2 separate regions of the Homo sapiens genome follow, and region 2 is linked to region 1. A link is an interaction called in ENCODE POLR2A ChIA-PET data of the cell type or tissue named here. Cell type or tissue: HCT116. All regions are shown on one strand.

The links. Peaks named below come from ENCODE experiments on the same cell type or tissue, not always from the same donor. Only the 100,000 strongest peaks of a DNase experiment are listed, where the experiment ranks them.
Region 2: POLR2A ChIA-PET joins it to region 1 with 5 read pairs; 4 of 35 experiments call an interaction of 5 or more read pairs at or near these places.

What each region holds. Positions count from the first base shown.
Region 1 is chr12:76,342,051-76,344,550 of GRCh38, forward strand. BBS10 (Bardet-Biedl syndrome 10) reads right to left here. Exons shown (of 2, transcript NM_024685.4): 2 at 2,424-2,500. Among named protein-coding and RNA genes, the nearest start is that of BBS10, 5.1 kb to the right of the region's middle. In HCT116, no CTCF peak of the experiment used is centred here; no DNase peak of the experiment used is centred here; H3K27ac peaks cover 2,500 bases.
Region 2 is chr12:75,659,123-75,661,622 of GRCh38, forward strand. LOC105369844 (a long non-coding RNA gene) reads right to left here. Exons shown (of 16, transcript XR_007063375.1): 8 at 1-53. Among named protein-coding and RNA genes, the nearest start is that of KRR1, 150 kb to the left of the region's middle. In HCT116, no CTCF peak of the experiment used is centred here; DNase peaks (open chromatin) are centred at 1,239 and 1,819; H3K27ac peaks cover 2,500 bases.

The DNA.
Region 1 (2,500 bases):
ACAGTGGGAGGGCTAGGGTTAGGAAATGGGAAATAGCAATTCTATTTTGGGCACGTTAAGGGTGAGCATCCAAGTGGAGACTGGGTTGGCAGGTGGATAAATGAGTTGAGAATTCAAAGAGGTCTAGGCTGGAAATATATAATTTGGGATTATCAGCATCTATTGGCACCCAAGCCATGGATGGATAGGCTCTCCTAGGAAGCAAGTATAGGTAGAGGAGGGCCAGGACTATGCCATGGGGAACCGGAGCATGAATGGACTGGAAAGAGGACCATATATTTCATTTGATTTCTCTTGTTCTGATTCCACGCTTACTGAGCAAGCACCTGATTATTGTTTGACTTCCCATAGAGATCCACACATAAAGGAAAGATTGGCCAAATGGACTTGGAATATTCTAGTTCCTGGGAGAGTTCTCACTGTAAATAAATTTATCACATTCACAAGCTTAGCGTGAGTTAGCCCCTGAGACAAAGCCATAATCAGTGTGCTCACAAAAATCTGATGGTGAGTCTGCATAAGGGAGAGCCAGACCCTGCACTGTGGAAATTCCCCCGAGAATGAAGCACTGCTTGCTGGCACTCTTTCACAGCTCACACCTCTTTGCAGCCTGCCTAGTGAGAATGTTCTCATATTTCCAGAACTGGTGAGACAATCCTAAGCCAGGTGTAGCTAAGAGAATATTCCTTTTTTTCAGGTGTATATCTTTTATTGTCAAAGTTCTACTTATTTGTCAGGGTGTCTCACAGTTTTTCTTCCATGCTGATCTTGCATTTCCTTAGATCAGGGTCCTTATTACTTAATTACTATTTGGAGAGTATTCTCTATGTGCTTGCACTAGATCTATTTTAAAATCTTATTTCATTTTTATATAGGTAATATTCAATTGGTTCAAAAATCAAAATGACATTGAGAAATCTTCCTACCTCCTCCTGATTGATTGGTATCTCCTCCCCCACCCCTCCAAATCATTGCCTCTCTTTGTGAATCCATCTAGCTTTTAGGCTGTTAGCAATCTTTTGCTATGACAAAGTTGCAATTAATAACTATATATACATACATATACATGGTTTGTGAGCTGTAGTTTTTGTTTTCTCTGCTAAGCTGTGAAGATGAGAAAGACATATTCTACTTCTTTTGGGAGAGGAGAGGCAATTTCTGATAAAAGTTCAGGCTCAAACTGCATTCTTCTTCCCCTTCCCTTTTAGTCTGAAATGTGGATAACATGGCAATTCCTGTACAACATGATTAAATAGCATCCCTGGCTGAATCAGCTCAAGGATGTTCAAGTTTAACTATTGCTTTGAAAATAAAAATGGCTCATGCTGGCCCAATGAGAAAAAATAAGAAGGTCTATAAAGGTTATTGGAGAAAATGTGTTTGTGGGAGGTGGATCGACATGTAACTTAATAATAAAAAGAAACGCAGTTGAGAAGTTAATGCGTATTTGTCTTTTCCCTCCCATGGTGTAGCAGATTGTATTTTCCAAAGATAGCTGCCTCAATATATCCCATCCCACATGCTCTTATGATGTGACACTGACACTGTTCCCATTGAGTGGTGGGGCCTGCATTCTTCTCCTTTGAACCTCAGGTGATGCTTATGACTGCTCAAACAACAGAATGCAGTGAAAGTTGTCCAGTTAAGCCCAGTCAACCCCCAGAACCACAAGTAAATAACATAATGATTCAAAAAAACTAAGTTTTGGGATTATTCATTATGCAGCAGTAAAAAATAGAAACATGATCTTGATTTTGATTTTAACTGGCCTTTACATTTTCCTTGGTCTTGATTCTTTAATTTTCATTCAGATTTTACTGTAATTTTGTCTGTTCCTTTTCTTGGGTGGGGATGGTCTGTTCTTATTGCAGGTCACTTCACATCCTTTGTGGTAGAGGGTATAAGTATAATGTAATTACATTTTTAAAAGTGCTTTCCTATCTAACTCAGTGATGTAAACTCTCTAGTGTTATTCTGTAAATAAGGATAAATCCATGAAAGTTTTACCACCATTTTTGAGGGGTTTCTTTTAATGAAAAGGAAAAGGATTACTTTGTGTAGATCTGTTCTACACTTTCTGCTCCTCCCCAAAATAGATCCTTTGCCCATGAAAGTTTATAGAAATTATAATCTCATCTATGAGGACCAAATGACAGATTCATTCAACAAATAGGCCCTCAATAGGCATCTATTGTGTGTAAGATATTAGACCAAGTGCCAAACGTACAAAGACCCAGTCCTACCTCAACAGGGCTCCTGGACTAGTGACTATACCTATTAAATGCTTATCATATGCAAAGCACTGGGCATGTCTGGAAGTCATTAAATGCTTACAGTAATGGAGGAGTGTTTTAAACAACCACAAAAAAAGCAAAGTGACCAAATGACCTGAAAGGCAATTAAAAAAAAAATGAAAAAAATTATGCAGCAGTTTTAAAGTTCATTCATCCATGAATTCAGCAAAAGAGCTAATTTATTCTCTCCATATTCACAGAAACAA
Region 2 (2,500 bases), 680 kb before region 1:
CTTCCTCACTGGATTCAGTCCCATTTTTGCAGGTGTAACTTTTATAAGCAAGACTGAAAAGAAAAAAGAAAAAAACATGTCATTTGGGAGTGCATTCAAAGCCCATTAAGATGACACATTCACTCGTATTTCTCTTTAACCTTCAGGCCACAGGACAGCCTCCCAACCCAGCTAAAGAATCAAGGGCGGAAGGCCAAAATCATCTGAAAACAAATATGATACTTCAAAAATGTCTGAAAAGGACAGGTGTGCTTTTCAAGAAGGCTTTCCCTCAGTGGCTTTACCTTTTGTGTGCGGCCCGGATGTAGCTGATAAACCAAGGCTTTCTGACTTTGCAGCTTGATAGATATAATTTTCATAGTATATGGAAAGATAATGCACCCAATGTATTGGACAGTTGTCCCTGTGTTATCAAGCAGTGTGTTCTCTTATTTCACTAACAAATGTCCAGACAAACACACATTGTGGCAAATGCAAGGAAATCACTAGCCTGTGTTTGAAACTTAAGCCTCCCCGTTCTTTAGAGTATAGCAGTATTCAGGCAATAGGGATGCATGGTACGAGCATTACCCTTTCTCTCTCTCCAGACTCCAGAACATGACAATAGCTGATATGTTTCAGTGCATGAATAATTCTGATTCCAGCTAGACAATTGTTGTGAAGGAATTGTCCTTATAATATTTGTCTCATAAAAATATGTATATTTTATTATAAAACAAGAATGTTCAAATGGACATCCACATTTTGGCCCCAAATCCTCCCCTTTTGTGCATCTTATGCAAAGTACATGTCAATAAGTATTTATCAAATGAATGTTAAAAGCATGAAAGAATGTTTTATGGGGATTTTGATGTCTTTCTAGTGAGATACTGTTTTTCATTTAATCATAACTCATTTTTTTTGAGATGAGAAAATTTAGACTCAAAGTCATGATAAGCCACCAACATCATAAAGAGCAGACTCAGGAACTGAACTGTATTCTCTGCCTGTCCCTTCATGCAATTTCTTTCTCCTTTCTACAGAAAAATCCCCCCTTCCTGCTATTTCCACCCCTGAAATATTTATAGGCTGATGTCCTCTTTAGTCATCACTGAGCTAAGCTGCAATCTTTTAATCATTTCTCAGAAGTCATTTTCTCTATCGGCTTAATCATTTCATTTACTTCTGACTCCACCCAAAGTGCTTACGTCCCTTAAACATGAGGTTCCAGAACTGAAACATAGTCCTTCAAGGAACCAGAGAGAAGCCAGGCAACATCAATCAAGCCCCTTGATGATGGAACGTGTCCTCACATGTGACTCAATAGACGTTTTGCTGTGGGACTCTAATTCTGTCTTGCCTTATAGGCAAGATGCAATCTTTATCAGAGCTCCAGGGGTAATGCTGTGTCACACAAAAATGTGCACTGCTTTTGATATCAGGCACACCTGGGTTCAAATCTTGGCTTCCCGATTTACTACTTACGTAACCTAAGGCAAGTTATTAAGCGTCTCTAAATCTTGGTTTCTTTGTCAGAGACAAGTTGGGAGGAATACTAGCTACATCATAGGAGTCTTGTGAGAACTAAATCACTTAATATATGTAAATGGCCTGTATATACTATACCTAGCACACATTACATACAGCACATTTACTAACCTCTAAATCTAGTGTTAAATCAATTTCTTTCTCTCTCACCGCACTCCATTCAATTTACCAGGAATTCTGTCCACCTTTCTTTCAGTTTTTCTGAACGTATCCATTTCTTCCCATTGATATGAGTCACAAATAGATCAGCTGCCACCTGATCAGACCCACCATCATTTCTAACCAGACCATTGCCATAGCCTCCTGACTCATTCCCCTGCTTTCATCCTTGCCTTTTATAATCCTTTCTCTACACTGTAGCGATGTCATCTTTCTAAAAGATTACTTGGACCAGTCCACTTGCCTGCATAAAACATGGCATAGGGTTCCCACTACACTTAAAAACAAATCCAAAATTCTTGCCATGGACTACAGGACCTCAAGTGATCTTTCCCTGCTTGTATCTCTGAAGTTATCCTTCTCCCCTCTTCTATCACTTACTCTACTTTTAGCCATATATGGCTTTTGGTTTCTTGAGCTCACTAAGCTTATTCTGGTGCCAGAAACTTTGCCCTTTCCATTCCCTGAGACTTAGATGTTCTTCCCCAAGATCTTTACATGATTGGTTCCTTCTCACCATTTCAGTCTAAGACCAGAGGTCACCTCCTCCAAGAGGTCTCCCTTGGTCACCAAATCTCACGTTGTCTCTCCCTGATAACCTAACACTGACACTTTCTAGCACATTACTTTGTCTTACTTTCTTTATATCACTTTATCACTATCTGAAATTACCATCTTTATTTATTTGTTTGTTTATTTCCAGAATGTTTTTCTCTCTCAACAGAATGCCAGCCCTATGAAAGAAGGAACCTTGTCTACTTTGCATCTCTCAATATTGTTACCTCCTAAAATTGTGCCTGGCATGAAGTAGACA